Linked DNA regions of Homo sapiens: region 2 is linked to region 1. A link is an interaction called in ENCODE POLR2A ChIA-PET data of the cell type or tissue named here. Cell type or tissue: PC-3. All regions are shown on one strand. Region 1 overlaps P3R3URF-PIK3R3 (P3R3URF-PIK3R3 readthrough). Region 2 has its middle 19 kb from the start of RAD54L.

Region 1 (5,000 bases):
GGGGCAACAACACCCCAATATGTACACTGAGCACCTAGACCTTGCTTTCTAATACCATTCTCTACTAAAAGGAACCAGGGCTCTTTGAAGAAATTGCTGATTCCAGGGACAGAATAGAGCAAGTACCAAATGAGCCTGAACATCATCATGTGCCAAAAAGGAAGGAAGTGCTCAAAGAATGGGAGAGGCTATGTTAAAAGAACAAAACAGCGAACTGGAAGGGGCTCTCACTGACCAAATCTGGAACAGCTGGCATATCAATACAAATAATAATAGTAAAGAAATATAACTCATTAAACAAAATAGGAATATATGTGTTCATGCAGATATAAATAAATAAATAAATAAATAAAAGAAACAAAGATCGATGAGGACCAAGATTACTGTTATCTCAATATACTGTCCCACAAAATCCTAACTGCAAAAGGAAAAACAATAATAGTGAAAAAGCCTGGCAAATACCACCTTAATCAAGAATCAAGGTTAATATTAGAAATAATGGCAAAACTGTGGGCCCCAATACAATACACTAAAAAGGATGTAACATCACTTCTGTGACATTCCTGCCAAATATGTATAAACTGAATCTAATCATAAAGAAACATCAGACAAACCATGATTGAGGGGTATTCTACAAAATAACTTACCTGTAATCTTCAACAATGTACAGGTCATGAGGGTCAAGGAAAGACTGAGGAAATGTTTCAGATTGAAGAAGACTAAAGAATCCTGACAATTAAATGCAATGTGTAATTCTGGACTGGATATTTTTTGCTATTAAGGACAACACTGCGACAATGGGCAAAACTTGAATGGGATCTGAGTATGACATAGTAGTAGTACAGCAGTGTTAGTTTTCTGATTTTGATGGTTATATTGTGCTTCTGTAGGAAAATGTTCTTGTTTGTGGGAAATACACACAACATGGTCATCATATGGCATCACGTTGACAATCTACTTTCAAATGATTCAAAAAAATTATGTTCTTTGAACTGTACTTGTAACTTTTTTGAGATTGTTTCTTTTTTCTTAATTTAACCAAAAAATTGTAAGCAATCTTGGGGGGAAGGAGAACAATGTGAATATTTCCCCCCAAAGAGAAGTCCCTTAGTTGGCCGGGTACGGTGGCTCACACCTGTAATCCCAGCACTTTGAGAGGTGGAGGCGGACAGATCAGCTGAGGTCAGGAGTTCGAGGTCAGGAGTTTGAGACCAGCCTGGCCAACATGATTAAACCCCATCTCTACTAAAAATACAAATATTAGCTGGGCGTGGTGGTGCACACCTGTAATCCCAGCTACTCGGGAGGCTGAAGCAGGAGAATTGCTAGAACCCGGGAGGCAGAGGTTGCAGTGAGCCGAGATTGCACCACTGCACTCCAGCCTGGAGACAGAGTGAGATTTTGTCTCAAAAATAAACAAATAAAGAAATAAAGTCCCTTAGTCAACTGATTTTCAACATGGATGTCAAAATAATTCAATGAGGGAAAGAATATTCTTTTTAACAAATTGTTCTGGAACAAGCAGATATCCACATGCAAAAAGAATGAAGTTGGATCCCTGCCTCACACCAAAATTAACTAAAAATTGATCAAAGACCTAAATATCAAGACCTAAAACTATAAAATTCTTACAAGAAAAAATAGGCTTAAATCTTTGTGACTTTAGATTAGGTAATGGTTTCTTAAATATGACACTGAAAATAACAAACAAGAAAAAAATAGATTAACTGCATCAAAATTAAAAACTTCTGTACTTCAAAGGACATCACCAAGAAAGTGAAGAGACAACCTATAGCATGGGAGAACGTTTTTGTAAGTAGAAATGATAAAATATATTTTTGTAAATATTTGTAAATGTATCTATAAATATATTTTTGTACTTGTATCTAAATACATAAAAGAATCCTTTCAATTCAATAAAAGACAAATGACCCAATTAAATATGGGGAAAGGATCTGAATATATATTTCTCCAAAAGACAAACAAGTGGCCAATAAGCACATGAAAAGATACTGAACATAATCAGCCAACAGAGAAATGCACATCAAAACCACAGTGAAATACCACTTCACACCCACTAGGATGACTATAATAAAAAAGACAGATAATAACAAGTGTTGGTGAGGATGTAGAGAAATTGGAATACTCATAGACTGCTGGTGGGAATGTAAAATGATGCTGCTGCTTGGAAAACAGTCTAACCTCCTCAAAAGGTTAAATGCAGAGTTGCCCAGCAATTTCACTCTTACATATACCCAAGAAAAAAGAAGCATGTATCTACACAAAAACTTGCACATGAATGTTCATAGTAGCTTTATTTATAATGGCCCAAAAATGGAAAACAACCCAAATATCTATCAACAGACGAATAGATAAATAAAATGAGGTATATATCCATACAATAGATTATTCAGCAATAGAAAGGAATGAGGTACTGATATGTTACAACATGGACGAATCTGAAAACATTTTGCTGAGTGAAAGAAGCCTGTCATGAAAGGCCAAATATTATATAATCCCATTGTCCAGAATAGGCAAATCTATAGAGACGGAAAGTAAATCAATGGTTGGCTAGGGCTGGGGAGTAAAGTGGGAAATAGGGAGTGACTGCTAATGTATAAAGGATTTCTTTCAGGGTAATGAAAATATTCCAAAATTGGCTATCATGATGGTTGTACAACTCTGTGAAGATACTAAAAATCACTGAGTTATACAATGTGGGTGAACTGCATGGCATGTGAATTATATCTCAATAAAGCTGTTTTAAAATAAATAAATATCAGGCTTCTGACATTACCAGATGGGGGTGGATTTGCTATAATCCATACTTTTTTTCAAAGTAGCTAAATAACCATCTTGTTTGAAAAGGATTTTATGTGACTTATAAAAGTAGCTACAGTTTGAACTATAACTTAGCAAAATTTATAATTCTTCTACTTACCCACTTAACACAAGAATTAACAGTGTAAACTTGTGCTATACAAAGCACTGCACTATAGCTATGAAAAGTTACAAAGACAAGGTGTTCCCTGCACTCAAAAGAACAAATCCAGAGAGAATGACACATAGAAATACCTAACTATAATACTCATCAGAATGGGGTAAAAAGCAAATTGTAACAGAAACCCAGCAAAAGGGAAACTTTAAGGTCAAACACTAAGCTTCTCAAATCTAGTCCTTAGTGATTTGAGTACATGACCAACAGGGCTCAAGAACCAATGTGCTTCATTGTATCAGCAGGTGGGTTACACTCTAATCACCTTCAAACGGTGTTATGGAGACTTTTCTACATCCCTTCACTGGAGGAGCTCTATATTGAGATGAGTTGAGCTGACCAGACTGCATGAGGAAGCTGCTATTTATGGATAATGATAGTTCACAGACAGCTCTACCACCAACAAACATGTAATGACCATTTCACATCTATTACAGAGGGCTGCCTCCTTGTATCTTGCTGTTCTCAACTACAGAAATGTAAGAAGAATGAAATTATTATAAAGGCAGTTGCTACATAAAGTTGCTAAAAGAACACAATCATAAGATCTGAACTGAATGCAATACTGGCCTATTTCTACATTCCTACTATCTATAATCACTCCACACATACATAGGCAAATATGTATTGAACACCTCCCATGTTCCAGAAGCTGTGAACATAACAATGAACTAGATTAGATAGACACAGTCTCCATACATATGGACTTTATAATCCAAAAGGATAAATTTCAAGATAATTCATTGTTCCTAAAATTGTGAGTACACTCAAATGTAGCTCTATCAAACTAAACTGAATCTTCCATCTAAATGTTTTACCTTCTCTGAGAGTTGCTCCCCACCCTCCCATGTAGATTGTAGAATATACTGGGCAAATGTGAATAAAAATTTATCTCCTAATAACCTCCTAATTGCATGAAGATAAGCAGATTTATATCTATCTTCCAGGTTGTGATATTATAAATAAAGGTAAAATAATTCCAAATCATTAAGCTTTTAAGTAGTTCAAAAGGACTATCTTGAGGGAAAAACTGATTAGGATACATTAGTTATCTTTTCAACTCCTTGACAAAGTAGTTCTTGCATTAGGTGAGCACTGCAATGCTGAGTGATAAGTTAGGTGCACCTAAGCAAATACCTTCTGAAATGAGTATCCATAAAATATATAGCACTTTTATTTCCATTTAGTAGACAATGAAAAATATTTCTCTTTCCATTTTTAGAAACTATATTACAAGTTTGGGTTTTTTTCAAAATTGTGAGACAGGGTCTCATTACGTTGCCCAAGCTGGTCTCGATCTCCTGGCCTCAAGTAATCCTTCCGCCTTGGCCTCCCAAAGTGCTGGGATTATATGCATGGGCCACTCACGCCTGGCCTATATTAACAAGTTTTAAAATATTAGCAATACAGAAAGATATTTTCAATTCCGTTTTAATTAATATGTAGCTATATGAAGAAACATAGAGACATATAGATGTTTTAAGTGTGTGTATGTGTGCATATAGATATGTGTGCATAGAAACATATGAAGAGTACACAAACTGTTAATAGTGAATACAATAGGGATGGGGAACAGCAGAGAACACTGTAGGTATGTATGTATATTGTATATGTTTTCTTTATATGTTTTAACAACAAAAATGGTGCCAGGTGCAGTGGTGTGCACCTATACCCCCAGCTACTCGGGAGGCTGAGATGGGAGGATTGCTTGAAGCCAGAAGTTCGAACCCACAGTGTGCTATGATTGCACATGTGAATAGCCACTGCACTCCAACTTGTAATCCCTGAACTTTGGGAGGTCGAGGCAGGTGGATCACCTGAGGTAAGGAGTTTGAGACCAGCCTGGCCAACACGGTGAAACCCTGTCTCTACTAAAAATACAAAAATTAGCTGAGAGTGGTGGCAAGCACCTGTAATCCCAGCTACTCGGAAGGCTGAGGCAGGAGACTCGCTTGACCCCGGGAGGCAGAGGTTACAGTGAGCCGAGATCGTGCCATTGCACTCC
Region 2 (5,000 bases), 140 kb after region 1:
GCAATATAGTAAGACTCTTCTCTTAAAAGAAAATTTATATTTATCCTCAGGTCCTGGGGATTAGGAATTGGACATCTTTGGGAGAGGGGCTTTTAGCCTGACACAGGCAGGGTGGAAAGTGGGCAGGAGGATGCACCCAGGCCCAGAATGAACCTCTGTGCTTTGTCCAGCCTCCCCTAGCCTGGAATGAGAGGTGGTACCAAGGCGGAGGTGGCAGGTCCAGACCCCATGTCTAGAGAATGTCAAATGCCTCCTGTACCATCACCACCAGGGAGAGCCAAAGATGAAGATCAGGCTTAGGAGAAAGCCTCAGTTTAGGAATCGTTTTAGACCTGAGACCTTCCTGGTAACCACAGTGGAGGATTCCTCAACACTGTCTCCTCTCCAGAACCATTCTGTGCTCCTATTCCCCAAGGCTGAAGATAATTATATTCCCAGTGAACTAACCTGGGTTCTCTCTGGAAAGGGCAGATTGATTAGTTGTCTTCTTTTTAAATTGTTATTTTTAATTATTTAATAGTTAAACCATGCTTCTCATAGCATAGTGAATTCCATCACCAGGCCCCTTTCTTATTTTATTTTCTTCTTTTTTAAAAAAATTTTAGACTGGGCACGGTGGCTCATGCCTGTAATCCCAGCACTTTGGGAGGCCGAGGAAGGTGGATCACCTGAGGTCGGGAGTTCGAGACCAGCCTGGCCAACATGGTGAAACCCCATCTCTACTAAAAATACAAAAATTATCTGGGCATGGTGGCGCATGCCTGTAGTCCCAGCTGCTCAGGAGGCTGAGGCAAGAGAATTGCTTGAACCCAGGAGGCAGAGGTTGCAGTGAACCGAGATCATGCCACTGCACTCCAGCCTGGGCGACAGAGCGAGACTCCGTGTCAAAAAAAAAAATTATTATTTTTTTAAGAGACTGGGTCTCACTGTCACCCAGGCTGGAGGACAGTGATGTGATCTTGGCTCACTGTAACTTTGACCTCCTGGGCTCAAGCAATGCTCCCACCTCAGCCTTCTGAGTAGGACTACAAGTGCACACGAGCATGTCCAGCTAATTAAAAAAAAATTTTTTTTAGAGATTGGGTCTTACTGTGTTGCTCAGCCTGGTCTTGAACTCCTGGCCTTGAGAAGTCTTCCTGCATCAGCCTCCCATAGTGCTGGGATTACAGGTGTGAGCCACTGTGCCTGGCCTCTTCTTTTGATCCCTCATCCCTATTCTCATTCCTCTCCCTGTGTCAGTATATGTTTGGATATGTATGTATCTTTGAAAATATATGTAATTATGTGCCTATGTGTTTTAATATATATAAATGGTATACTTTTATGGTAAGCCAACTTCTGTAATGAATTGCTCCCATATTTCAGTGATTTAACACCACAGATTTATTTTTAACTTATTCTACATGGCACGGGTGTTTCTGGTTGGACAGCTCTCCTCCACTGTCCACTCCAGCTCCCAGGCTTCTTTTATTTTCAGATGGTGATAGCCTCATCCCAGCATCATAAAGTTTCCGGTCAATTTTTCACCAAGTTGTTTTACTATCCGTTGATTATCATTTTATGAATTGCTTGTTTCACTAGGGATTACAGAATGGTGATTTTCTAAGGCTATTAATTTTTCCTCATTTATTAGCTCTAATTCTGTACAGAAAACCTTTTTCACATCCTCTAGGACCATTTGATTACTCCGAAATAAAATTCATACCAGAATGGCAAGATAAATGCTTAAATCTCTTCCCTTACCGTTTTCAAAGTAGTTATGTCCTAACAACTTCTAATGGTGTTCAATGATTTTTTTGTTTCACTCTCTTTTTAAATGATCTCAAACAACCTGTAGTTCTTATGCATTTAATGTCGTTTAATCATTTGCCATTATTTTTTGCTTTATATTATATAAAGTATCAAGCATATACAAAAATAGAGAAAATAGTGTAATGAATTCCCAGGGACCCAGCTTCAATAATTATCAATTCATGGCCAATCTTGGTTTATTTATTCCCTCAACTACTTTCCCCCTAACCAAGATTATTTTGAAGCAAAACCAGATATCATACCAATTTAATCTGTAAATGTTTTAGCATGTATCTCTAAAAGATAAGGATTTTTATTACCATTATTGCACCTAAAAAGTTAATAAATTGTCAGTATAATAAAATATAGTTGGTGTTTAATTTTCCCACAGACTTAATTTTTAAAAGTTTTGGGGCCGGGCGCGGTGGCTCACGCCTGTAATCCCAGCACTTTGGGAGGCCGAGGTGGGCGGATCATGAGGTTGAGAGATCGAGACCACCCTGGCCAACATGGTGAAACCCCATCTCTACTAAAAATACAAAAAAAGCCGGGCATGGTGGTAGGCACCTGTAATTCCAGCTACTTGGGAGGCTGAGGCACGAGAATCGCTTGAACCCGGGAGGCAGAGGTTGCAGTGAGCCGAGATCGTGCCATTGCACTCCAGCCTGGGCAAAAGGAGTGAAACTCTGTCTCAAAAAAAAAAAAAAAAATTTTGGTACCAGGGTTATGCTGGCCTCCTAAAAAGAGTGAAGTAATGTTTCCTCCTCCTTTGCTTTATCTTTGTGTAAGGTTGGTAGTAGTATTTAGTACTTGACATAATTTACTTAGTGAAATCATCTGGGCCTAGAGTTTTCTTTACGGGGACGTTTTTTGGTTTTTTGAGGCGGGGTCTTACAGTGATGCCCAGACTGGAGCGCAGTGACACGATCATGGCTCACTGCAGCCTTGACCTCCCCAGGCTCAGGTGATCCCCCGACCTCAGGCTCCTGAGTAGCTGGTACTACAGGCGTGACACCATGCCTGGCTAATTTGTATTTTTTTTGTAGAGCCAGAGTTTTGCCACGTGGCCTAGACTGGTATGGGGGATGTTTTTGATAACAGTTTCCTTTAGTAGATATAAGGCTATTTAGACTTTTACTTTCATTTTGATTTAGTTTTGGTAGGTTTTTTTTTTTTTCAAAAAATGTGTCCATTTTATCTAAATTGTCGATGTTTTTGGCATAATATTATTCACAACATTTCTGGCCAGGCGTTGTGGCTCATGCCTGTAATCCTAACACTTTGGGAGGCCGAGGCAGGAGGATCGTTTGAGCTCAGGAGTTCAAGACCAGTGTGGGCAACACAGTGAGACCTCATTCTTACAAAAAATCAAAAAATTAAGTTGGGCATGGTTGCTCACGCCTGTAATCCCAGCACTTTGGGAGGCCGAGGCAGGCAGATCATGAGGTCAAGAGATCGAGACCATCCTGGCCAACAGGGTGAAACCCCGTCTCTACTAAAAATGCGAAAATTAGCTGGGCATGGTGGTGTGCGCCTGTAGTCCCAGCTACTCGGGAGACTGAGGCAGGAGAATCTCCTGAACCCAGGAGGCAGAGGTTGCAGTGAGCCGGGATCTCGCCACTGCACTCCAGCCTGGTGATAGAGCCAGACTTTGTCTCAAAAAAAAGAAAAATTAGCCGGGCGTGGTGGCAGGTGCCAGTAATCCCAGCTACTGAGGAGGCTGAGGCAGGAGAATTGCTTGAGCCTGGGAAGCGGAGGTTGCAGTGAGCTGAGATCGTGCCACCACACTCCAGCCTGGGTGACAGAGTGAGACCCTGTATATAAAAAAAAAAATCGTAACATTTCCTTGTTATTCTTTTTTTTTTTTTTTGAGACAGGATCTTGCTCTGTCGCCCAGGCTGGAGTGTGGTGGTGAGATCTCGGCTCACTGCAACCTCTATCTCTTGATTCTGAGGTGATTCTCCTGCCTTACCCTCTGGAATAGCTGGGATTACAGGGGCACACCACCACACCCAACTAATTTTTTATTTTTAGTAGAGACGGGGGTCTTACCATGTTGGCCATGCTGGTCTCGAACTCCTGACCTCAAGTGATCTGCCCACCTTGGCCTCCCAACATGCTGGGATTACAGACATGAGTCACCGACCGCACCCAGCCAAGTCTCTTAATTTTTTTTTTTTAGACGGAGTCTCTGTTGCCCAGGCTGAGTGCAATGGCGTGATCTCGGCTCACTGCAACCTCTGCCTCCTGGGTTCAAGCGATTCTCCTGCCTCAGCCTCCTGAGTAGCTGGGATCACAGGTGCCCACCACCGCGCCTGGCTAATTTTTGTATTTTTAGTAGAGACGGGGTTTCGCCATGTTGGCCAGGCTGGTTTCGAACTCCTGACCTCAGGTGATCCACCCACCTCGGCCTCCCAAAGTGCTGCGATTACAAGTGTGAGCCACCGCGCCCGGCCAAATCTCTTAACTTTTAAGGTTCCACTTTCATCCTTTTCTTAATTTCTTACAATTTTCTTTTTGTTATTTATTTGTTTATTTGGAAACAGAGTCTTACTCTGACGTCCAGGCTGGAGAGCAGTGGCATGATCTTGACTCTCTGCAGTCTCTGCCTTCCAGGCTCAAGCCATCCTCCCACCTCAGCCACCCGAGTAGCTGGGACTACAGGTGCGTGCCACCATGCCTGGCTAATTTTTGTGGGATTTTTTTTTTTTTTTTTTTTTTTTTTGAGACAGAGCCTCACTCTGTCACCCAGGCTGGAGTGCAGTGGTGTGATCTTGGCTCACCGCAACCTCTGCCTCCCACGTTCGAGCGATTCTCCTGCCTCAGCCTCCTGAGTAGCTAGATTACAGGTGCATGCCACCATGCCTGCCTAATTTTTTTTTTTTTTTGTAGTTTTAGTAGAGACCGGGTTTTGCCGTGTTGGCCAGGCTAGTCTCAAACTCCTGACCTCAGGCAATCTGCCAGCCTTGACCTCCCAACGTGCTTGGATTACAGGCGTGAGCCACTGTGCCCAGCCTCTTAATTTCTTACAATTTGTTTGTTGAAGATTCTGGGCTATCTGACTTACAGAATTTACTGCAGTCTGGATTTTGCTGATTACATACTCATGATGCAGTTCTAAATGTTCTGTGTCCTTGCTATGTCCTGCAAATTAGTAGTTGGATCCAGAGGCTGGATTAAACTCTGATTTGATCACTTTGGCAAGACAT

Evidence for each region. ChIA-PET counts read pairs that join two places held together with the same protein. Peaks named below come from ENCODE experiments on the same cell type or tissue, not always from the same donor. Only the 100,000 strongest peaks of a DNase experiment are listed, where the experiment ranks them.
Region 2: POLR2A ChIA-PET joins it to region 1 with 10 read pairs; 6 of 35 experiments call an interaction of 5 or more read pairs at or near these places.

Annotation. Positions count from the first base shown.
Region 1 is chr1:46,081,670-46,086,669 of GRCh38, forward strand. The region is part of intron 1 of P3R3URF-PIK3R3 (P3R3URF-PIK3R3 readthrough); the gene reads right to left. The region is part of intron 1 of PIK3R3 (phosphoinositide-3-kinase regulatory subunit 3); the gene reads right to left. Among named protein-coding and RNA genes, the nearest start is that of PIK3R3, 48 kb to the right of the region's middle. In PC-3, no CTCF peak of the experiment used is centred here; a DNase peak (open chromatin) is centred at 3,112; H3K4me3 peaks cover 948 bases; H3K27ac peaks cover 1,727 bases.
Region 2 is chr1:46,226,053-46,231,052 of GRCh38, forward strand. No RefSeq gene overlaps it. Among named protein-coding and RNA genes, the nearest start is that of RAD54L, 19 kb to the right of the region's middle. In PC-3, no CTCF peak of the experiment used is centred here; no DNase peak of the experiment used is centred here.